5 separate regions of the Homo sapiens genome follow, and all the other regions are linked to region 1. A link is a loop called in an ENCODE intact Hi-C map of the cell type or tissue named here. Cell type or tissue: prostate gland. All regions are shown on one strand. Region 1 holds the start of IGFBP3 (insulin like growth factor binding protein 3). Region 2 has its middle 680 kb from the start of IGFBP3. Region 3 has its middle 640 kb from the start of IGFBP3. Region 4 overlaps LOC124901626 (a long non-coding RNA gene). Region 5 has its middle 380 kb from the start of SNORD151.

Region 1 (5,000 bases):
ATGCCCTTGGGTAAAGACACAGGATTGACACTGGTGCCGGGGACAAACCAGCTGAATGAAAAGTGCTCCTAAAATCTTTCCTGTCCCCTTTTAAGACTTCACTGGGCAGGGAAAGACCATACTAGACTGTTGGCCAGTTTGAAGACTGTATGTCATGCCCACAGGTAGACTCAATTGTTAGCATGTTGACATTTGAACTAAGGAGACAAGGTATGTGGGCTGTGTGCTAGGACTCATTTGAGAATAAAACCTTTAAGATTGTTCAGGTGGCTATGTGAACACAAGGATGAACTTTTATTTCCCATTCCCCAGGCAACACTGTGTCTAAGAGTTCATCCTTCCATCAGTGCTGTAAGATAGGTACTAGTGCCCTTACCTGGTCCTAGAATTGAGTTGCAGAACTTGCCCAATGTCAGAAAGCTATTGAGAGGAGAACTGAGCAAGCAGTTAAGAATAAACTCTAGTCTACTGTGATTGAAGTCCCCAGTCTCTCTCATTGTTCTGAAGCTTCAACCTTGAAGAAAAGTTGGAAGTTAGACAGAGTCAGGAATTGCCTCTGTTTGAATGACCAGGAGACACAGAGGTAACTCTTATCATGTAAATGACTAACTGTGTAGGCAAGGGTGTGGGTGCCCACATGTAGAAGGTAGCACTATTGTGAGAGAAAGCCATGACAGGAGTATCATTGTCCTGAGCAGAAACCTCCCTTCCATGGGGTGGGCTCCCAATGTCCAGGCCCCTTCTCTGGAGCATCTATCTCCAGATTGTCTGACGACACGGGACAGCACTAACTCTGAGGAGCCCCTGTCTCTGGACCATGGATTTCCACTGCCACAGGTACCACTGTCCCCATCCAGTATATCCAGTTACCTTCTCTTCTCTTCCAAATCTCAGAATTATGCCTTCCACAGGTCACATGCACAATGCCAACACCATCCCCTCTGAGCCCTCCCCTCGTCCCTCCAGGCACACAGAATGACTCTCTGTGGATGCCCATACTTTCTTCTTGCCTGCCTCTCTCAGCTGGACTCTCCCACATTGTTTAAGACTCAATTCAAATGCCACCACCTCTCAGAAGTTTTTTCTGACCACACGGACAGGTTTGCCATCCCTCCAGCAGGGTTATAAATGCACCCGGTGAACCTCTCTGTTTTCTCTGCTGTCACACTGCCTACCACTGTCTGGACTCTGGTGAGTCACTCCAGCCAGCCTGTGAAATCCTGCAGCTGGCACATGGAGGTGCTTAGTAATCATTCTTGGACTAAGTGGATAGATGAACTCTTAATGATGTTATTTGTGAGTAAAAGTCATTTGCAGTGTTGTTAGCCACCGTGATGTTGGCAGTTGATGGTCCCCAATGCATCCCCAAGCCCAGTATATGTAATTCCGGGAGGCTCACCCAGCAGGCGATCTGATGGAGAGAAAATTAGATTTCCTGTCTCCACCAATACGTCCCCTAAAGGGGAAAAAAAACCTGAAGCTTATAGGGTGAGAGCCACTGAGTCCTAGCAACTGGGTCCCCAACACTGCTTGCCTTTAGAAGTTTGGCTCTTTCTGTTCTAAGTCTATTGGTGGTCAGTAAGACTGATAGCCACACCCCAGAGGACACTGAGAAACAGTAGTGCTGTCAGAAGGAGAGAGACCCTAGGGTGGCTTGTCCAGCTGGGGGCTGAGCAGAAGAAAAGCAAAGGAGCCAGTATCACGCAGCGACAAGGTGCCCTTTAGCAGCAGGAGTGGGCTCAAAGAAATGAGTGGTTTAGGTCACCTGGTGAAAATAACGAGGCTGACCAAAGGAAACACTAATTATAATCAGGTCAGCTGGACTCCGTTAGTGAAAAGAGATCTATGCAGCCTCCTGACCTCTATTCGGATGGTTATTCGCTACTTTTGCAATGATTAGCAATTGTATGCCAAGCACCTTCACAGGGGGTAAACATCTTTCTCACTAAATACTAGTTTATGTTAAAAACTACAAACACCAGATGAATTGGAAGTTTAACAGAATTAACGAGCATGTCACAAAATTAAGTTTTATCCAGTCCAAATCCTTCCTGCAACAATTATGTTCCGGGAGGGGCAGGGAGCTTGCAGTTATCAAATAAAACTGGCTAAATAACAAAACACAATTCTCCCCGTGTCACTGCCTCAAATTTACTCTGCTGTTGCAAGATGTCATGATAAAGGTGATGGCAATCTATATAAAACATTGTTATTGGAATAGCCTTTGAAAGTTGAAATGTGACTTAGTCTTTACGTGTGTCCCGTGGTCCCTGAGGCCGGGCTGGACGCCTGGAGCTTTGGCGCCCCCTAGCCATTCGGCACTGAACAAGTTTCTCCAACTGCAATGCGAGGGAAAAAAGAAGAGAACCAAGAATAAAACAAATTTTTTAATCCTTTCCAAAAAGACATTGTTTCTGATCTTCCCCTGTCCACTCTCCAGATGATAAAGCTGAATAAAAAGTGCTACACTAACCAGTGGTCAGTCCAGGCTCTGCTGCAACATTGCACTAACCAGAACTGCAGACCTGGGACCTCAAGAATTGCATTTGATGCCGAACCCAGCTCTAATTTCAGAGTCAAGGTCTCTGCGAGTATTTAAGGAACGGATGTAAACCTGGGGGATTCGTTTTGTTTCCTTCAATTTTCCAATGAAATCAGAGATCCTGTTCTTGGGTGTCAACGCAGATACTAGAAGGAGGTGATACAAGAGAAAGGAAACAGCAAGCGACGATTATGGCACGGTTTCCTGTAAACAAGGTTGAGTGTAGCCACAGCCTGAGCACTGTGGGAGAAGAGCTCATAAGAAAATGACGGTGCTGGGCCTTCGTCACCCCGGGGCACTCCATTGTTCTTGTCTTTGGTCTCTTTTTATTTGTAGAGGTCCAATTATTTATTTATTTAGTACAAGAGGGAACGAAATTGATCTTTCCATTCTAAAAGGAGAGTATATATGTATAAAAGGAAGCTGTATAGATATGGGGGAAGAGGTGGACAGGGGGAAAAGGGGAGAGGACGAGAGAGAGAAAGGGAGGGAGAGGGACAAGGAGAGACACTGGGCGAGAGATCGATTAGGAGAGACAGAAATGATGAATGAAGATTAACTTCACCCAAGGCTTCGTGCTGGAGGGGAATGGAGGAGCTCCTGATTTGCTATTACTACTCCAAACTGCAAAGGGCTCCTTCAAGTCACCTATCCACCTCCTAAGGCAAGCGTCCAATTTCAACAGCGTTCAGGAAAGTCTCCTCCCGCGGAGGTCTCACCGCTTCCCACTCCACCCCCACAAACTCTTTGGAAAAGTGCCTTGAAAAATTTAATCCTCAATCCAATCCTGGACCACCAGCGTCCTCTGTTGGTCACCGAAGGGAGGGGGTGCGCAGACAAAACTGAAGAAACTCGAGTGCCAGAGAAGGCCGACAGGAGTTACAGCGACCTCAGCGCGCAATTGCGCCCCCGAACTTTACTGAAAAGTGTTTAGATTGCAGAGATAAGCTAGAATCCCAACGCATCGAGAATACAGTAATACGAAGTCGCCTTCAAAAAATGACAATGAAAATTGCCTATTAAAGGACTATTTGGTTAATTACGTTTCAGCAGTGCCCAGTTTATTGTCTTTATTATTCTTTTGTCATGGGTGTAAACTCCATTTGAAAACATAATCAGGGAGAATACCCAAGACAAGAAGAACAGTTGTCATTTAAAATATTTGAAAAGCCCTGCCTTAAGGACGCATTCGCTTGCCGGTCCACTCTTAATTGGAGACTTGCGGTGTAGCAACACGTGAGAGTCTTCTTGCGTTGAGAAGTAAGCCTGGAAAGGGGCGAAGGCCCCGGGCGCATCTTCAGATGCGTATTTGTGGGCCCCTGGGGATATAAACAGCCCAGCGGGTGTAAATTAAACCCCGCAGTGCCTTGGCTCCCTGAGACCCAAATGTAAGTCAGAAATGTCCCAAGACTTCGCCTGCCAACGGAATTAAATTTTAGAAAGCTCCACGAGGTACACACGAATGCGGAGCGCTGTATGCCAGTTTCCCCGACACCGGCTCGCCGCAGGGAGACCTCACCCCGAGAGCGGAAGGGGTAAGGGCGGCGGGGTCAAGGAGATCGGGGGTGCTGAGTTGGCCAGGAGTGACTGGGGTGACCGGGGGTGCTGAGGTGGCCTGGAGTGCCGGGGTGGCCGGGCACACCTTGGTTCTTGTAGACGACAAGGTGACCCGGGCTCCGGGCGTGCGCACGAGGAGCAGGTGCCCGGGCGAGTCTCGAGCTGCACGCCCCCGAGCTCGGCCCCGGCTGCTCAGGGCGAAGCACGGGCCCCCGCAGCCGTGCCTGCGCCGACCCGCCCCCCTCCCAACCCCCACTCCTGGGCGCGCCGTTCCGGGGCGTGTCCTGGGCCACCCCGGCTTCTATATAGCGGCCGGCGCGCCCGGGCCGCCCAGATGCGAGCACTGCGGCTGGGCGCTGAGGATCAGCCGCTTCCTGCCTGGATTCCACAGCTTCGCGCCGTGTACTGTCGCCCCATCCCTGCGCGCCCAGCCTGCCAAGCAGCGTGCCCCGGTTGCAGGCGTCATGCAGCGGGCGCGACCCACGCTCTGGGCCGCTGCGCTGACTCTGCTGGTGCTGCTCCGCGGGCCGCCGGTGGCGCGGGCTGGCGCGAGCTCGGCGGGCTTGGGTCCCGTGGTGCGCTGCGAGCCGTGCGACGCGCGTGCACTGGCCCAGTGCGCGCCTCCGCCCGCCGTGTGCGCGGAGCTGGTGCGCGAGCCGGGCTGCGGCTGCTGCCTGACGTGCGCACTGAGCGAGGGCCAGCCGTGCGGCATCTACACCGAGCGCTGTGGCTCCGGCCTTCGCTGCCAGCCGTCGCCCGACGAGGCGCGACCGCTGCAGGCGCTGCTGGACGGCCGCGGGCTCTGCGTCAACGCTAGTGCCGTCAGCCGCCTGCGCGCCTACCTGCTGCCAGCGCCGCCAGCTCCAGGTGAGCCGCCCGCGCCAGGTGCGCTGCGTGCAGC
Region 2 (5,000 bases), 680 kb before region 1:
CTTAATATTTCTTGGTGTCAGCATCTGGTTCAAAATCTCTCTATCCTTCCTTGCCTATTTTTTCTTCCTTCAAAGATCATTGAATAACTTCATCTTAGAGTTTCATGAGATATATCCCCATTTTCTTTCTGTCTTTTTCAAAATGACCCATCCCATGGTCCTCATCTCTCAGGCCACGCTTGTAAGATAAGGCAGTGTCTGGTGGGAACATTTCTTAGGAGGTCAGAAAAACCAAGTAAGATGGGCTGGGTTGATTTCTCAGGAAGGCTGAAACCATAGAAAGACACTGTAGGAAAAAAAAGCTACAGTTGCATTTGGGGAAGTTGTGCAGAGCCAGGACTAGATAGAAATATGTTCCCCAGATTAGAAGTCAGGAGAAGTAGGTACAAATTGAAGTACAGAATGAGGTGTAGGTTTCAACAAGTGGTTCAGAACTGAGACCACAATGTTCAGCAGATGTAAAGGTTATGTCTTTTTTTTTTTTTTGGAGACAGAGTCTTACTCTGTCGGCCAGGCTGGAGTGCAGTGGCATGATCTTGGCTCACTGCAACCTCCACCTCCCAAGCTCAAGCAATTCTCCTGCTTCAGCCTCCCAAGCAGCTGGGATTACAGGCACGCACCACCATGCCCTGCTAATTTTTGTATTTTTAGTAGAGACAGGGTTTCATCATGTTGGCCAGGCTGGTCTCGAACTCCTGAACTCAGGTAATCCACCTGCCTCAGACTACCAAAGTGCTGGGATTACAGGCATGAGCCACCACACCTGGCCAAGGGTTATGTCTTTAAATGAAGTTGGCTGTCAGGTTGATGGGCGATGCTCCAAGACTAGGCAGAGTTTGGAAAAATGATAAGAGTTGTGCCATAAAGGATCATGTCCTGGTTGTTAGTCAGTTGTAGGTGTGGTTCCAGAGGTCATCCACAGAGGGGCTTCAGTTCTGATTCACCCTCTTGAATCCCATTCTGCTACTGAAACACTTTTAGCTGTAGGGTTGAAAAGGCACCAGGGTTCTCACAGGCACGAGGATAGCTGGACCTCGTCATGGTTCCCATGAAGATCCTGCTGATGACAGCTGTAGATAAAACCTGAGAGAAGTGGGGCCAGCCAGGACTGGTAGACTCTTCCACCTGTACACGGATATATTCCATTCATTCTCTCCATAGCTCCTGATTGCACAGGCATTTAAGGAAAGAATTGTGTTAATGAACTGAGACCTACATGCCATTAAAGTGTCCACTAAAATGGGCAAACCACTCACTGAATATATCAGGAAAAAGTATTATGGTCTATATTAGAAGACCTATTCAATAGGATAGTTTGAATTTTATTTATTAATTAAACAAACACTTATTGAGTACTTCTTATGTCTCTAATCATCTAAGGCATGGAGATACAGGAGTGAAGAAAATAACACAAAACAGGGGCTAGGGAAGACATATAGAAACATGAGTAAATTGTTATTATCTTCTGAGAAGTTTGATAGAACGGGTGTCATTTTGATTTTAGGGGATCAGCTTTTTGACTTCGGTGACTACCCCACAATCTCCCTCCTATTTCAGAATCACAGACTTGAGTGCCTCTTGAGGCTCCCCTTGTTCCCAAGGGCTTTATCCAAATACCCTGGTTGCAGAAGCTGTTTTAAGAAAGTTATACTAGTTTATACCTTCTAGCATATTCTTCTAGAAGTAGAAGACAACTGGCTATTTGCTTCCAATAGAGTTAGATTAAAATAAAATCTTGACTTTGGAATTACAGACCTCAGTTGGAAACCACGTTTCTTTTTCTTTTGGCAGCCACTTGACTTAGTTTCAGTTTTCTAATCTGTAAAATAAACATACTGTTAATAGGTATCTGGCTGCACTGCTATAAAGTTAAAATGCAGCAGCTAACATAAATACATTCTGTAAAATATAAATCACTAGTCAAAACAGGGCAACATTAACTGTCATAATTAATAATAGCTTGCCTAGTTATGTTATCTTTGAAAGAGGAAAAAAAGAGAGATGCTTCCTTGCAAAGGGAAGGGCCTCTACACACATTTCAGAAAACAGACGTTTCTAAGATCAGACATGGAGTGTATCTTTCAGCTCCCTGATAAACACAGCACAAGTAAGAACAAAGTGCCTTCCATGGCTCCTTATCTGCTGGCGGAAAATGTATGCTGATTGGTTAGGAAAGAAGTCTTAAATGTTTAAAGCCATCAGTCACATGTGTGTTATTTTTTAAAAATTAAAAACATGAAAAACATTAATTCAATGCATGTTTATAGAAAGTCTACTACCATTGTTTTTGTGCTAAAGTTTTAGAGAATATGACCCAGTTACTATTTTCAAGAACACACAGCCCCATGAGGGACAGAGCCATGTAAACAGTAGGAAGCACCGGCTGGCGGTCAGAGCTCTCCTGGGACTGGGTACGCAATGTTCTCAAGCCGCTGGCTGCTGACTAACGGGCTAGAAGGGACGAGGTTCGGGCTGCGAGGAAGGAAGGCATTCCCCAGAGCAAGGGCACGGATCCACGCCTGCTACTAGGCTACTGTTCTGTAGTCAGACCAGGCGATGCTGCTGTGTGGAAAGGGTGAGGGAGGATGGAGGTGAGGTCAAGGTCAGGAGATAGACTTGTGATTTTTATTTATAGGTCAGAGTTTCTCAATTACATTCTCATACTCAGAGATGGTACAGGCCCATGGGTGATGGGGAGGGGGCCAGCCTTGTGCACAGTGAATCACATAGGACCCCAGTCCTGTTTATAGACACCCAGAACAAACAAGTATTACTCATGACAATCTATCACATGTCATTCTCACAGTAAGTCTGTTGTCCTCTTGGTGTGCCGGTCCTTAGAATGAAACACGAATGTTAGGCCAAGAGACTGTGAGTACTTGAGATGTGAGGAGGGCATTCTTCCAAGAAGCTGGCTTCACAGTGTCCCTGGACCAGCAGCACAACATCACCCGGGAACTGTTAGAAATGCACATTCTCAGCTGGGCCTTTACCTACGGAGTTGTCAACCCTGGATGGGCCCTGCAGTGTGAGTTCTAGCAAGCCCACGGGGGACTCCAGTTCTTGCTCGACTTCGGGAACCTTTGTTGGCCTGGTGTCTCCAGCCTCAGACATCATAAGAATCACACAGAGTGCTTGGAAACAGGCCTGCCAAGGCAGAATCACCTTGCAGAGGCTGCAAATGTGGCTCCTTGACCCCAGATAATCCATTCCATCAGGCAAGAGGCCTTGACCAGGGAATACCTGGGAATTGTCCAGCAAGACATTTCATACTGCGATATCCACACCCCTCCCTGCAGATGCCCATTCAGAAGACAGGCTGGTGTGGACATGCGCAGCACCAAGCAGGACCCCACACAGGCCTTCTCTCTGGTTGGAGGAGGCCATATGCTAGCTGTGTAACCTTGGGGAAGGGGCTTAACCTCTGAAAGCTTGCTTTACTCTTCTGTAAAATAGTCACAATAACAGCAACTCCCTCCAGGGTTTTTATGAGAATGAAATGACTTCATGTGGGACAAATTCCTGGTACTTGCTGAGGATTCATAAACGTGAAACATTATCATCAACATTATAGCATTATATTACATAGCTCTGATTGGTGATCAAATAGGCCACATTTATCAAACCCCTATTACTCCCACTATGGCTGCTCCTGCTACTGTTACTGTGAGCCTTGTTGCTCCTGCTACTACTGTTACTGTTACCTACCAGTGCTACTATTGCTGCTAATACCACCACTGCTACTAGTACTACTAATACTGCCGCTATCACTACTGTAATACTATTGCTATTGCTGCTGCTAATGCTACCACTAATAGTGCTGCTGTTCCTGCTCCTGCTACCACCAGTACTACTAGAACTGCTGCTTCTGCTATTGCCATTCCTGCTCCTACTATTGCTACTGCTAATACTACTGCTACTGCAGCTAATACTGCCACTGCCACCACAACTACTACTAGTGCTATTGCTACTAATGCTGCTACTAATGCTAGCACTAATATCACTGCTACTACTGCCACTGCTACTACAGCTATGGCTGCTGACGCTACCATCACTATCACTATTACTACTACTGCTGCTGCTAATACTGCCATTGTTCCTACTGCTATTACTACTACTGCTGATGCTGCTACTGCTACTATTGCTACTCATAGTATTATTCTTTGCCAATAGCTGGCATGTGTTTTAGTAGAAAGAGGAAATACAACTGTAGAGAGAGATGGAGAGAGATAGGACTATGGAGTCAATTAGACCAGGAAGAAGTGGGGAGGCCTCCCTGCCAAGGAATGCATTTAACCAGGAAACAAGCAGAGGATTTTTGAGGAAGAGATAATAAACAGCACCAACAGGAGCACAAGAATGTGCTTAGAGGGCTCTTTCTCCGGGAAGGTGGTCACCTTTTATTTCCTCTCCTTTCTTCCCCTGGTCCTCACTTCTGGCTTTAGACTCTTACCAACCCACATGGATGAGCCGGGTGAGAGGTTTAGCCTGGCGTGCCATTTGCAGACTAAGCTGTCTGCGTGGATTCTATTTGAGAGTTCATTAATTTTGTGACATGATATTAAGGGTCCTTGTCATCCTAGTGGAGTCCATGGCCCCACTCAGGTTATGCTCTCTGTCTACTTGTGGCGAGAGTTTACCAAATACTAGGTGAAGTACAACAAAGGAAAGCAGGCATCCTTTTATCAAATTTACTGGGCACTACCGTTTGAATTTTAAAGAAATAAACATTTCATATGTATAAGCACCTAATAAAACATGGTATTAAGTTGTATTTTGCCAAATTGATTTACTGAGAAAAATTTAGAATTGATCATGGCAATGTTCGAAAATGTCTCTTTAACTACATGCCCTTTCATTTGGAAATATTTTCACTTTTAAAATCTTTGCTAATTTGGTGTTTAAAAATGAAGAGCAATTGTTACTTTCACTGGTTATTTTGCTTGCTGGAGAAGTTGGCTAGTTTTTCTTATGTTAATTGTTTCTCTTCTATGAAATGT
Region 3 (5,000 bases), 630 kb before region 1:
AGAACTGCAATATTGAAGCTCTTTTAGGAAACCCCACACACTGCAGTTTGCTTCCTATGAAAGACTTCCTGTGGATGAGCCGGGGCACTGGCGTGCCCTATAGAGCATCCTCACACAAGGACAAAAACAACTGTGTGCTGAAACTTAGAATAACCTTTCCCCATGAGTCAGAATTGACTTACACAACTTAGACATTCTCCCTGGAACACGATCAAATGTCATCTTTCTCCTCCCGTTTCTCCTCAAGAGCTGGAAGGGTTAGAGGCAGCCTGTTTCTAACAAAAACACTACCATTTAGGGGTTTGGTGGTTAACGTTAAGTCTTGCCTTCAAAAGCTTACAGAACTATGGGGAAGTAAACTCAGAAATTTATAATTAAGTATGGCATCTACTGTAATATGCATTAAACACTATCAGGTTTTCCTTCTTGTAGGTTCCTCCAAACATTATGAAGCTGTCTTGATCACTCTTGCTTGGCTTTGGAGACAGTAACCAGGAAAAAGTATAGCTTCTCTTTATGAACCCTGCAATCCCTCAAAAGATGACCACTCCCCACCCACTCCCCCCCCGCCAACACACACACTTCATTAATTGTCTTGTGACAGGGCAGAGTGACAAATGATGTAATTCTGAAAGAGGCATATTTGTGTGGTGAGACACAGGGATTTCAGGGCAAAAGAGTCTCACGTTGAAGCCCTGGATCTAACACTTACTTTTTCTATAATGTTGGGTTTTATCTCTCTGCACCTCAGCTTTCTCTGTTGTAAAATAGGCATCATAAAAATTGCCTACCTCTTAAGGTGCTGTGTACATCAAATGAGTGAAAACACATGCTTGGGACAGTGCATGGCCTGTAATAAGTCCTACCTAATTGTTAGTGGACATTCTCAGTGGACTAAAGATAACAATCAAAGATGCACAGGGCAACATATGGCTTGCACCAGACTCTTTAGAAGGTCAAAGAAAGAGCATGACCCATGGTATTCAGCCTTTGCATTTGTAGCAATACCACCGGAGTGGAGCCTCTTCCACACACAGCTTCAACTACTTCCTCTAAATTGACAGTGCTATGTCAGGTCCAGATCACTGTCATGGTCTCCTGTCCAAGGCACATACTTTCTCACTTATCAGTGACCCCTGAACACTGGATAGAAACATCAAAAACTGAACCTGTCCCATGGCCCTTTCCTTCTTCTATATTCACAAATACTCCACATTGAGTAAAGGAAGTTTGGTCCTGTTTCAATGAGTGGTCTTTCCATCTGCCCTCATCCCACATGCCAGGAATCTGGATGAGGCTGTCAGACACATCTCCTCACTTTTCACATGCATTAGTCTTCCTAGCTCTGGGCCTAAACTGTCTCATGAATTCACCTCTCTCTAATTCTCCTCTCCCAGCAGAGCCTCAACAGTACCCTAAAGTTGATCTGCAATATCTGTTGTCAAATTTATCCTGTACAAACCAACTACATCCTCACTCTCCTGGCCTGCAGAGAGAACAATAAATGACCCAGTTTCAGTCAATTAGACATGCCTGCCTTGGACTTTTCATCGAGAGAGTGATAAAAAGAAGCTGACCTATGAAGCCCAACTGAGCAGAAACAAAGGGAAGAATATTTTCAGCCCAGACAAAGGTAGCTCACTAACTTATATGTGAAGATTATTCAAGCACATACATTTGGCAGAGCAGTGACCACCGTGTAACTAAGAAAGTCTAGGGAGGTGGGAGTACTGCTCAAGATGTGTCTGGAAGGACAGGCAGAGGCTTCGTTACTAAAAAGCCTGTGTGCCTGCTTAGGTACACACATCGTCTTCAGGAAATTGTTAAATAACTGTGAGCTGGCATTGCCAAGATTTAGCACTTAATCTATAAACACTAAAAGATTTTCACATGCGCAGTTTAAAAAACTCATCCAATGGTGTGTCAGGTGAAACCTTATAAAACTGTAACAGAAACCAGCTGTGTGTGCGGACTCCCAGCACGTCCATGTTCATTTCTGGCTCAGCAGAGTGTGAAGGACGTGGTTTGGGGATAGAAAGCTGCTGGCACAGGACACCTGGGCTCCAACCAGGAAGTAAGAGAACCGAGAAGGGAAAGGCAATCCAGGGGTGGGAATCCAGCCTCCCTGGGTTCAGGCACAGTTCAATCTGAGTTTAAAGTGAATACTTGGGACATTTATTATCTTATCTGAGTAAGTTATCTGCTTCTTAAGAGTGATGAGCTCATTTTTATGGTCTTGCTTTTGACTTTCAGGCTTCCCATGGGAACTTCATAAAGAGCCCATAAATATATGTTTATCTGTGTCTCTAGCATAATCCAGATTTTTGTTGAGCCGGAAGTTACCTTAAAAATTAATTTTTATATGTCTGAATAAATAAAAACATACTGCCACTCCTATAAATAATGTACACATAGAATGGACATATTCTGCACCAGGAATTTAACTGTTAAGGCTGAGATACACACATCCATATTCAATAGACAATTGTATTTGCTATTGTGTAAGCAGAGCAGTAGAAAGTACAAATATAAATGTACTCTCTTCCTTTAAAATATAAATCGGAGTATGATGCTATTAATAGATATAATACAAAATGTCTTGTATGATAGTTGCTTTAATTTCCGAGCATGTGACACTTTCTAATCTTCATTTTAATATTTTTATGCATGTTATTGCATAACAGAATTCAGAGAGAGAATAGTTTCTCTTACCCTACTACTGATTTGTAAGTTTTGAGCCAAAACTTTCATTAAAGATAATATAATAAGAATTATACCCACACATTGTAGCAAGTGCCAATTTCCTGGTTTTGATGTTGCACTGTAGTTATGTAAAATGTAGCCAACAAGAAAACCGGGTGAAGGGGGCACGGGTCCTCCCCACACTATCCTTGCTACTTCCCATAGGAAAAATTCTGTAATTATTTTGAAATAAAATGTTATTTTAAAAAAGCACACTTGCATTTCTGAACTGACCCCATTTAGTTACGGTGTGTTATTCCTTTTATGGATTCCTGATTCTACTAGTTAATTTTTAAAAGCTATTTCTGTGTTAAACTATAAGAGAATATAGTTCCATATTTTTTAATTATTGAGTTCTGTACGGTTTTTAATATCAGATTAATAAGGCCCTCATAAAATAGGTTGCAAAGTGTTCACTCCTCTATTTCATAAGAGTTTTGAGTGGCAGTGGTGTCATTTTTTGCTTAAATATTGGATAAAATTCATCAGAGGGGCCATGTGTCCCTGGAGTGTTTAATTATTGGTGGAAAAGTGTTTGGCCAGGTACTCAATTTCTTTAATGTATCTAAGTCTATTCAGATTTAACTACTTCTTCTTGAATCAGTTTTGGTAATTTGTGTCTTTCAAATAATTTGTTCATTTCACTTAAGTTATTGAATTTGTTGACGTAAAGTTGTGTATAATATTACCTTATTTTAAAGTCAGTAGAATTTATAATTATATCTCCTTTTTCCATCTTAATAGTGTGATTTGTGTCTCTTAAGTCTCCATCATTCTATCAGAATGTAAATTTTATTGTTATTTTCTGTGAAACATCTTTCAACTCTATTTATTTTTCTAATTGTATTATTTTTCCTCTTTTCCTTAAGAGAGAAATCGAAAATAGAGACAGATAAAATAGAGAAATAAATAATAGAAAAACATAATTTCTATGAATTGCTTTCTGTTTTTATATTATTTTTTCCTTCTACTTAATTTGGGGGTATTTGTTCTTTGTAATATTAAGTTAAAAACTTAGACAACTGTAGAGCACGGTGGCCCACGCCTGTAATCCCAGCACTTTGGGAGGCTGAAGCGGGCGGATCACGAGGTCAGATGTTCAAGACCAGACTGACCAACATGGTGAAACCCCATCTCTACTAAAAAAAAAAATACAAAAATTAGCCAGTCATGGTGGCACGCGCCTATAATTCCAGCCACTCAAGAGGCTGAGGCAGGAGAATTGCTTGAACCCGGGAGGCAGAGGTTACAGTGAGCCGAGATTGCGCGATTGCACTCCAGCCTGGGTGACAGAGTGAGACTCCATCTCAAAAAAAAACACAAAAAACAAAAAACAAGCAAACAAACAAACAAACAAAAAGAGTAGACTACTAATTTTATATTGTTTTTCTTTTCTAACATAACTGTTTAAAGCTATACATTTCTTTTAAAAACTGTAAGATGTATACCCCGGTCTTTTTAAAATTATTATTCATTAAAGAATCTATTCTTTTGATAGTGATTTGCTTCTTTGGCCAACATTATTTAATTTCTAATTATTTGAGGATTCTCCAGATATCATTCTATTATTTCTTATTAATTCTGCTGTGATCAGCAAATATCTCTGTATTATTTGAATCTTGTTATATTTATTGTGACTCGTCTCAAAGACTAGAATATTGTCTATTTTAGTAAATGTTTGCAAACATTTGAAAACCATGTATACCCTGCTGTTGCTGAATGCAACAATTAGATAATAGAAATTAGAAATAGAAATCTTAATTAGGTCAAGTTCATTGATAATGTTGTTCAAGGCACCTATATCTTTTCTCATCACCTCCTATTCACCCCATGGGTGAAAAAGAGACACCTCTCTCTAAACAGCATGAGATGGCCAAACACAGCACACTCAGCACCAGACAAGTGAGAAGCATGGCTCATGAGTCACATGTGCTGCCTGCATAAAGAGAGAGTACCACATACCACACAGGGCCACAGGGGTTGTGCTCTGTGAGAGAGGGAACAACCAGGGACCACAGGAGGCCAGGTTTGTAGTAAGAAGAGAGGGGGTGACACCTCATTTCTGTGGGAGAATGTGATCGACTTGTGTGGGCTGGCAGGGAGATGAAACCCAACAGGCTGAGGACCTGATGAATTGCAGGTGATCCAGTTTATAGGAACTGGACAGTTGAGGACCCTTTCCTACTGAGTGGAGGGTTTCTGGTGAGAGCAAGAGAACTCATGGTTAGAATCTGGGGCTTTGTGAGGCTCAAAGATGC
Region 4 (5,000 bases), 1.0 Mb before region 1:
CCTCTTCCATACCCTGCAAGACACACCCACTTACCTTATTTTAAGAGTATCACTCTTTTGTCATTTGATCAATTTTATGTGGGCCACACCAGACATAAGTAAGCACTGTTGGAAGATACCAGGAAATATAAGTGTGAATACAGTCGTGCATTGCTTAACAATGGGGATACATTCTAAGAAATTAAAATTGCACTATTAGGCAATTTTGTCTTGTGTGAACATCATAGACTGTACTTACCCAAACCCAGATGGTAGAGCTTACTACACAGCTAGGCTATATGTATAGCCTGTTTCTCCTAGGCTGCAAACCTGTGCAGCATGTCACTGAACTTGATACCGTAGACGAGTATACACAATGGTTCCATACTTTTGTATCTAAAGATATCTAAACATCAAAAAAGTAAAGTAAAAATAGAGGATAAAATATTTTTTAAAAGGGTGCATATATATGGAGAACTTACCATGAATGGAGTTTGTAGAACTGGAAGTTGCCCTGGGTAAGTCAGTGAGTGAGTGGTGAGTGAATATGAAAGCCCAGTGAGTCAATTACTCAACACTATGATAGATTTTATGAACACTGTGCATTTAGGCTACACTGAATTTACAAAAGAGTATTTTTTCTTTCTTCAGTAACAAAGTAATTTTAGCCTACTGCAACATTTTACTTTATAAACTTTTAAATTATTTAAACTTTTTGGCTCTTTTGCAATAACACGTAGCTTAAAATAAAAACACATTATATACCTGCTACAAAAACATATTCTTTCTTTATGTCCTTATTCTATAGGCATGTATCTATTTTTATTTTTCTTACTTTTTAAACATTTTTGTCCAAAACTAAGACAGAAGCACATAAATTAGCTTAGGGTTACACAGGGTCAGGATCATCAATATCAGTCTTCCATCTCCACAGCTTGTCCCACTGGGAGGTCTTCAGGAGTAATAACGTGCATGGAGCTGCCATCTCCTATGATGACAATGTCTAAGACCTGCCTGAGGTTGTTTTACAGTTAACTTTTTTTATGAGTATAAAAATACAATAAAAATATCAACAAGAATATAGTATGCTAAATGCATAAAGTGGTAACATAGTCACTTATTATCTTACCAAGTAATATATTCTGTACATAATTGTATGCACTATACTTTTAAACAACTGGCAGCATAGTAGTTTTGTTTACACCAGCATCACCACAAACACCCGGGTAATGCATTGCACTATGATATCACTAGGCAGTAGGAATTTTTCAGCTTCATTATAATCTTATGAGACAGCTGTTGAATACACAGCCTGTTGTTGATGGAAACACCATTGTGTGGTGCATGACTCTATGCTTTAGATTTGGCCCTCATGGAATAGACCACTGCAAGGTCAATGCTAGAGAGAACTCCTTTGCAGGAGAGAGAAATATGGTGGAGTAGAGGAACAGGGGAGTTCTGTGGATGACCTCTTTCATCTGGGCTTTGGAAGATGGGAAAAGCTTGGTCATACAGAGATTTGGACTAAACGTTTCATGAAGAGGAAGCAGATTACGAAATAATTACACAGAGGTCAGTAGTTCAACTGTTTCACCTAGAAACTAAGGTGGAAATTATACAGAAGTTAGTCTTTTCTATACTGGGCCCAAGAAAGTGAGCAAGGGCAATATGTTTTTGTTTGTTTTTTAGCATCTTTACAAGTTTTTTCCATCTGGTTTGTCTCAATTATCTTTACAAAATTCCTTGATCTGTAGATATAATTGTTATAATATTGTAATAATATTATCCTTCTATTATATTATAATTTATCTGTAGTTACATTATTTGATTTATCCCTATTGTATTCCATGCTTGTTTGGTTCCAATACTCAATAATAGCTTATAACTGAAATGTCAATTTAATCCTACAAACATTTAAAGAGTATCCAATACCTAGGTAATTATCCTGTTTTACAGGTGAGTCGATCTAAGCTATACTTATATGATTAAAAATAATTAGTTTGAGTTGTCTTTTGCTCTAATTGCTCCTTACTTCACTCGAAGTTCTTATTGCTCAGCTGCAGAGTATTGTGTAAGCACAGCAGGGAACTTTTATTTTGACTCTGTGTTAATGTAAAAATTATGCTTAATAATACAAGGAAGAATGATTCCAGGGTGTTTAGCCATGTGTTGCAATGGTCATTATTTCCTTCCAGTATACTTATCTCTGAACCGATCATTTTATTGGCTCTTTGGTTATAAATGTTTTCAGGAAGTGCTTTCTGAAACAATAAATACCTCTCTGTCCCATTATCCAAAAATTCCCTGCATTTCATGCCTACATTCAATTTTGGCTACACACGGAAAAAAATAAATAAATAAATAAAAGTAGCTTTTGTTAATCAGGCCTACAAACTAAAACCTAAAATTTTGGAATTAAAAACTAATAATTTGATAATTTTTTAAAAGGAATGTTGGAGAATGTTTAGTTCCAACTCTCACTTTAGTGGAGTCTGTAAGAAACAAATAATTATTATTTCTAGAAAGAATAACAATGTCTTTATCTGTATAGCCTACAATGTGCTTCAACGCTTTAACTTGTGTGTTCATCCTGAAGTGGGTGCTCTTGTCCTCATTTTAGAAAGGAGGAAATGAGTCTTGGAGAGGGTAGGGGACTTGTACCAAGTATAGGAGCAAGGAAAAAAGTGAAGTGACTCAATCACAGTGAGCCCTCTTCACAAATCCAGTGTTGTTCCCACTGCCCATCAACTGAGAAGCTGCTTTTCCTCTTAAAAACAAAATAAACGTAGAAACAAAGAAACAAAAATCCTCTCTTCTACTCTGGATTCAGATGACAGTCGTATTTTGCTCAAGAATATTGAGCAATCATAAATGAGTTTTCTCCCCTCCACACTGGAGATAAACCACAACTTATTATAACAAAACTGGTCACTGCTCTTGCCAAAGTATTTCATCAGCTTCTGGCATGCGTTATATCTTGATACACTTATCCAGCATGATGGCTGGCGTGATCCTCTGCCTATTTAGTATGTAGGCTAGTTCAGCAGAGGATTTAATGACAGGAGATTTTTCTTTGGCTCCAGGGATCGGCATGCACAGACAGGACCCTGTGTGAATTCCCCAGCATGTGATGATAAGATACTTCCAGTCTGCCAGCATCAAGCAGCTTCATTAATTAAAAACACATTGCGTGTTATCACTAAAGATTGATTTTTCTAGGAAGAATTACCCTTTGGCATTTATGATGAGCATGAAGAAGAACAGATAATACAATTACTGACAGGACTTTCCTCATTTTAGGACAGCAAATATTTAAGATTAGGATTAAGATTTCAGGAGAGACAGCCTTTGTGATTATTCTGCAAAGGAAATATTTGGGACTGCTGTTTTCGTTTTGTTTAGGCTGACCCTGGGAAGTAAACATTTGCTCAGCCATACTGAGTATCTGTGATTTAATGGGATATGGGCCCTAAACATATTTTAGTACTTCACCCCTTTATGCTTAAAACAAAACAGTGCAAAATAAACAATAAATGGACTAATAAAAAGTTTATATAGCTGCCAAGTGCTGAAAAAAGTCTGGTGAAGTCAAGTTATCTGTTTGAAGGAGATTACTGATATTTTCAGCAAGAAGGGCAGTGTTGTGAGAGTGTCTGGCCCTCATGGCACCAATGTAGAATGATGATGCAGGAGAATCTGGGTTCCAAAGCCACACAAGGAACCATTTATATTTTTGTCCAGCACGATGTAGATATTCCCAATATCCCATCAAGTGGTTGCGTAGTCCCTGTTTAAATTCCTTTGCAGACCTCATTATTTTACAAAATCTGTGATTAAACTAGAAGAGCTCAAATTGATAGGAAATCCTCCTAGAGTGGAAGTGATACTTTTTTACTTCCTGCTGTGACACATCAAAACTTTTCTATTTGAAACTTCTACATGTTGGACCTAAGTTTTCTCCTTTCTTACACTAAATGTCCTCCATGAAGTCTGCTACTTGCCACTTAAATTATCCAGGATCTCCTGGGTCTTGGACCCCTGCAACATCCAGGATCACCTCTAAACACATGGCAGTTTGCAGTGACTCAAAGTCAAGCACAGTAATCCAATGGCAAGTGCAACAAAACATCGTATCCTTAGGTTTCCACTATTCATTTACATTAAAGCTGCCTATGTTGAGTTTAGATGTTTAGGCAGAGCTTTCACGGGTATGTCATTTTTGAGTTGATGATGTAGCCTATGATGGCTTTTCTTCCATGAACTGCTGTTTAAATAAGTTCCCTTCTGCTTGGGTCTAGTTGAAGTGAGAGAATCAAAGGTAGATGTTTTTACCCCATGAAACACTGCCTCACTAGTTTCAGCCTTTTCTTTCAGCCACTTAACATCTCTAAAAATCTAACTTTACAATCCTTTGCTTTATTGACACAGCCTTGCTCTATGGCCTCTGTTTACCTATCTTTTACGTCCTATTGAAGATATTAGTGGGCGAATGTTCCTAGTAGATAGAGCTACCCCTTAGTCTATTCTGACTGGCTGTCCACAGAAATGTAGAAAAGTGCTCATAGGAGGGTCTACTTACAAAGTTATGACATTGACATAAATCATTTGCATTAGGTACATCAAACACTGGGATCCTTAACATTTTTTCCTCTCCTGTCCATTTTGATTTAATATAAACATAAGCTGGATGTATCATGATATCAAACACTTGTAGGTTACTTAAAGATTGCCCCAAACATGGAAACTCAGGAAAAATGTCAACGTAATTTGAATTGTTCACATCATATTTATGTTTTAAAAAGTTTACTGAATATTGCTCTATCAAACGACTTGTTTTGGTACCATCTAAAACCAACTAAGGCTCAGGTTGAGGAACAGGGTAGAATGGTTGCTGTTTATGGATATGTAGGAGGATTTGACATGAAAGTTCACTGGTTGTAGATTTGTGTTGGCTCACTTTTATTTACTTAGTGAAATCTACATGCCTTAGATGGCAGGTAAAGCACAAGACTGCTCTGATC
Region 5 (5,000 bases), 1.2 Mb before region 1:
CATCTTGAGAAGATCAGAGCTGCAGCCCCTAATTGCAGCTCTAAGATCAAAATGGGAGTGAGGAGCTTTTGGAGTTTTTATAAACCTCTGTTTACCTATACACATTAGTTGCAAACCTTGGAAGTGAAGAAGGACTGGTGTCTCCTCCTGGGGATATTGAGGGAGAGATCAGGGCTGAGGCTACCTTTCAGCCAAGCCTGGAAGGAGAAGACCCCACTGAAGGATTAGTGATGCTGTGCTTGATGCCCAGACCCCTCCTATCACAGGCCCAGTGCAGAAGTCACTACCCACAGCGTTCCGTGCCACAGAGCACCAAGTCATGCAGGCAGAGGAGAGGCAAAGTGTGAATATTTGTCAAATGATTGCATGGGTGTTGAAATGCTTGCTGTGTTGAGAGACAGGGCCAGGGAAGAAAGAATTTAAAGTATGGTAGACGTTTGATGCTGGGGTGAGGAGTTCAGATGAAGAAGAATTGGAAATAATAATAACATACATGGTCTGGGGAGTTTATCCCAGAGACCTTTATGTGTAGAATTAGGTTTAATCCTCACCACCCTTGAGTGAGGCAGGTGCTGAGGTGATCACTTCACAGATGGGAAAACTGAGGCCTGAAGGTTTAAACCCTTGTTCTGGTTACAAAGAGAATAAGTAGAGGTGAGCTGATGCCTAGACCTCTTTTCTAGGGAAGTCTCCCATTCATTCCACATTGGGGGTTTGCTCTCCCACAGTATCTTTCATTGGAACCACAGCTCTGGGAGATTGTCTCCACTTTGTAGATGAGAAACAGGTTAGAGAAGTGTCATGTCAGAGCTGGGATTTCAGCTCCGGCTCCTGTGACCTTCCTGGCATGATTGTTCTCCAAGGAAGATGAAGGTGGCAGTGGGTGTTAACTCCAGGAGAATTCAGAGCAAGTGTGGGCAGCTGGGGGGATCTGGAGGAAGTGGGGATCCAGGGCCCATTTCTCAGGAGAGAAACTCCTGGGTTTGGGACTTATTGATGAAAGACAACAATGGGGTAGCCTGAGCTGAGGGTGCCACTGCCATGGAGAAGTCAGGAACAGTGTTTACTGCAAATGTGAGGTGTCATGCCTGGCCACCAAGGAGGGCCAGCGATGGGTGGCTACAGTTCAAAATATAGGTTTGGTGAGTGGGCCATGGAGAAGAGAAGGGAAGGAGAGGAAAGATTATACAGCCCTGGGAAACTGTCATGGTTTGGGAGAGGAGGAGGAAAAACAACAATAAAGGGCAGTGAGCAGTTTGTGGCCAGAGGTTCAGGGACATCCAGAACCATTGCATGTCTGGGGAACCAAGAGAGGGCCATTATATGAAAGGAACAGGTGTGGGAGCCCCAGCCAGGGGATGGGCAAGAAGGGGCTGGGAGAAGATGTGGGGCTGGGGTAAGCCTGCTGAAGGCATTTCCACTCTGCCTTTTTCTGGGGCCCTGAGGGGACTCGCTCTTGGCCTGCGGCTATACTGTGGGATGTCTCTGTCCCACCACAGTGTGTGCCTGTGAGTGAGGCTCAGCCTTACTCTTCTCAGTCTCCTGCACCTGACTTACACCTCCTTTCAGGAAATGACAATGAGGACATAGAGGTGTTTGTTACGGATCAATTTCAAGTAGAACCATAACCCAAAGGGGCAGCACTCTCACAGAATGATCGACTTCAGCCAAGGGACAAAAGGGTGTTTGCTCATAGTGGAAAAGGAGAGAGAGAAACTAAAAATTAGGAGCGGGAAGTAAGACTAAGTGCAAAATCCCTGAGAGATTCTAGGTGAGCTGGCCATCCATTTAGGAAGAGATGGGCTGTAGGAGTAAAGTCTCATCACTGAGGAAGGTGCCTGGGTAGGTAGTGCAGGAGGAACGTAACCTGTATCTTAACCAATCAGCACTTTGAAATCACAAAATTCAGAACTCCCTGAATTCTGGATCCAGCCAGGACTGGATCCTTTCATGGGTTGAAAGGCTCATTCTAGTCACTGGAGCTTATGGAAAACTAAAGAGTATTTTTATCATGAATATTCCATTTTTGACATCTGTTAAGTATTAGGAATATCTTAGACACTGCGCAGAACACGAACTGAACACTCTTGGCAGGGGCTGCTGGTGAGTGTGCTCTTAGGTAAAGTAAGCGGACACAGACCCCCTGTTCAAGAGAGGAAACCATGGCTGTGTCATCAAATGGGCCGCCCTGGGAGACACCTGAGCAGTCAGGACACACCCAGAGTTGTGCCTTCAGGGTTTTATCGTCTTTTCACATCACTTTTTCCTATTATCGTGTCATGCGTTCCCATTTTGCCAGTGAAGAGTATGAGCCTCAGAGAATTTATGTGCCATTTACCTGGTAAGTAACCAAGTTGGAATCAGAATGAGGAAATGCAGGGAAAATTTAAATTTCATTCCTTCATATCACAAATATCTCTTGACATGTGTTTAATTAAAGTAACGAACTGAGATTTACTCCATGGGGAAACTGTAGTCTCAATAAAGGCACTTGGGCAACTCCAACTCCTTGACTTCTGGTAGTTTACATTCTTGATGTGATTTTTGTATATATTTAGGAGGCTAAAGAGGCCAAAACCAAAAATGCAATCTTTTCTATGTATTGTTTAAAAGTGAATAAAAAGTATTCCTTAATTTGCTTTATTAGAAAAGTATTTCTTTTAAAATTCCTGATCCTTTATGCATTAGGGCGAAGGGTGAGATTTGCACCTTGTCACCACTAGATGGCAACATCTGAGCGTAGAGTTCAGGCTCAGCGCGGTGGGCACCAACATTCCACAGGGCGCCTGACATGCGGCCTGGGATGGCGCCTCAGAAGGTTGGGCCAGCCAGCCAGCAAGCACCTGTTCCCTGATCCTAAAATAAACCATGGCGGGTCAAAACTCCTAATTGGTTCTATACACCTCTGAAGCCCAGCTCTCCTCGCATTCCACCCTGCTTGAAAAACTAGCAATGGCTCCCTCCAAAGACTAATGTCACCTATCGTCCCCAGATAGAGATTTGATCAATCCTTATTTCTTGACTTTTTCTGTGCCCTGTGTTGGGGAGTGTGGTGTGTCCAGGCCCATCAGAGCTGGCCAGCCAGCCTGGTAGAGGGGTATTGCTCATGGCCATAGAGCCACTGAGCAGGACAGCTGGCCAGCACCCTGGACGACTGAGGATTCTGTCCACAGACACAGACTCATCCACAGAGCTTGTGAGCCATGTAGGACATTTATCCGTGTGCTTTTGGCTGAGTGCAGACATCCAGAGGGTCAACCAAATGGATTGCTTCAAGCAGGTGGCAGCGTGCCTTCCCCGGCATGCTGAGCTGCTGGCCTTCTCCCCACCTCAATTCATTCCTTGCCTGCCCACTACCAGACACATTTAACCTATACCTCTTTGCCACTGTTTCCTCACAGTTGGGCACAGCATTTGGCACAGCTGCTGGAGGAGTCTCCCTGGCCTTTCTGCCCTGAAGAAATCACTCCTGAGCTGTGTGGCTGGGCTCAGGGCCTTGGACTCTGCAGCTGGGATCTCTGGGTGGGATTCAGGCACATGCCTTGAAGCACCCAAGTTAGCAGCAGTCGTTGAGGTGTTTGTTAGTCTATGAACCTTTCCAGTACCCACTCCCTCAGTGGCTCACTGTTCCAGAGACTGCACCACATCCTGGCTATGTGATGTGAATGTCTGATTCATGCCTTCCAGGGCAAACAATCAAGTCAGAGGAAGAGGCAGAGAGATTCTAACATGAATATAAGGGTTGAAGTCCACGGGAGGTGGGGAGGCAGAGGGAGGATGATTGCTCCATCTGGGACTTGGGGAAAGGTGCAATTTGGTAGATAGAAGGACCTACAGGCATCCACCAGGCTTGAGAGAAGGTCCACGCACCCCCTCTTTCTCCTTCTTCAGAATTTCTTCTGGCTTGTGGGGCCTACCTCCTTCTACAGAAGTTGGATTGAGAAGGGTGGGGCTGTGCTCCTCCTGAGTGTGAGGAGATCCAGAAACCTGGTCCTTAGGCAAATGTCTAGGTCTTTCTTCACTTACATGAGGCCTGAGCTACTTCCCCTTGGGAGGAGGTGTGGCATTGCTCCCTCTCTTTGGCCTGGAGCAGGTAGCCTCATCTGGCTGTTCCCTGGGAACCTGGTACGTTCGCTTTCCACAGTGCCCTTCCCACACTGGCCTTGGTTCACATATGGGTAATCCAGGATCTAGCTATGGGTTGGGAAGGAGTCGGGCTGTGTAGTCATTGGCTGCTTTGGTTCTAAGTTTCAGGTCTTTCAGCTAGATGGAGTTCTCTCCAATGGCTCCAGCGAGGGCTGGGAAGACAAAATCTAATAAAATAAAGCCTGTCTCTTTGCTCCGCCTTCTCTCTATGAATGTCAGCATGTTATGAGTCTAATAGTCTACTTGGCAAATCATTCTTTCTTCTTTTATATAGTATGCAATTTCAAAGAAAATTTGTATTTGTTTGTAGTCTTGAGTTCAAACCTTTTAAATTTTTAGATGGCCAGAAAATTAATTAGATAGGCATGAACTTCAGTGTTTTGTTGGATGGCTGACGGTTACGAAGCTGTTAAAGGATCTTCACATGCTTTTGTTTTCTGTTCTGACTCTGTATCAATTCTTTTGAACAGCAATTAGATGACAATTAAAGAATCCTAATGGGAAGAGATCTCTCAAATGTCTGGTTCTGTTTTGCTTTGTTTTGTTTTCCCTGCACTCTATCTCTAGTGTCTCAGTTTGTTTAGGCTGCTATAAAATACCATAGACTGAGTGGCTTCTAAACAATAGAAAATATATTTTTTACAGATCAGGAGGCTGCAAAATCCAAGATCAAAGCCCTGGCAGATTTGGTGTCTGGTGGGAGCTCACTTCCTGGTTCACAGAGGGTGCCTTACCTTGGTGTCTTCACATGGTGGAAGAGATGAGGGAGCTCCCTGGGGCTCCTTGATAAGGGCGCTGATCCCATCATGAGGCCTCTCCTGTCCCCTACCCCGATCTGATCACCTCCCAAAGGC

What was found. A loop is a pair of places that touch in the nucleus more often than their neighbours do. Peaks named below come from ENCODE experiments on the same cell type or tissue, not always from the same donor. Only the 100,000 strongest peaks of a DNase experiment are listed, where the experiment ranks them.
Region 2: it touches region 1 in a loop (3-fold over the local background); 8 of 110 quality-filtered maps call a loop at or near these places.
Region 3: a loop joins it to region 1, with 4 times the contacts of the local background. A loop is called at or near these places in 4 of 110 quality-filtered maps.
Region 4: a loop joins it to region 1, with 4 times the contacts of the local background. A loop is called at or near these places in 11 of 110 quality-filtered maps.
Region 5: a loop joins it to region 1, with 8 times the contacts of the local background. A loop is called at or near these places in 97 of 110 quality-filtered maps.

Annotation. Positions count from the first base shown.
Region 1 is chr7:45,920,704-45,925,703 of GRCh38, reverse strand. IGFBP3 (insulin like growth factor binding protein 3) reads left to right here and starts at 4,432. Exons shown (of 5, transcript NM_000598.5): 1 at 4,432-4,966. The coding sequence starts at 4,564. RefSeq lists enhancers at 3,468-4,048, 4,049-4,629. In prostate gland, CTCF peaks have their summits at 1,122, 2,301, 3,365 (motif pointing left), 4,609 and 1 weaker place; DNase peaks (open chromatin) are centred at 1,183, 2,283, 3,303 and 4,733; H3K4me3 peaks cover 1,287 bases.
Region 2 is chr7:46,601,410-46,606,409 of GRCh38, reverse strand. No RefSeq gene overlaps it. Among named protein-coding and RNA genes, the nearest start is that of IGFBP3, 680 kb to the right of the region's middle. In prostate gland, no CTCF peak of the experiment used is centred here; a DNase peak (open chromatin) is centred at 2,439; H3K27ac peaks cover 1,719 bases.
Region 3 is chr7:46,554,563-46,559,562 of GRCh38, reverse strand. No RefSeq gene overlaps it. Among named protein-coding and RNA genes, the nearest start is that of IGFBP3, 640 kb to the right of the region's middle. In prostate gland, no CTCF peak of the experiment used is centred here; a DNase peak (open chromatin) is centred at 2,012; H3K27ac peaks cover 952 bases.
Region 4 is chr7:46,930,921-46,935,920 of GRCh38, reverse strand. The region is part of intron 1 of LOC124901626 (a long non-coding RNA gene); the gene reads left to right. Among named protein-coding and RNA genes, the nearest start is that of SNORD151, 530 kb to the left of the region's middle. In prostate gland, no CTCF peak of the experiment used is centred here; a DNase peak (open chromatin) is centred at 2,980; H3K27ac peaks cover 344 bases.
Region 5 is chr7:47,086,721-47,091,720 of GRCh38, reverse strand. No RefSeq gene overlaps it. Among named protein-coding and RNA genes, the nearest start is that of SNORD151, 380 kb to the left of the region's middle. In prostate gland, a CTCF peak has its summit at 2,748 (motif pointing right); a DNase peak (open chromatin) is centred at 2,740.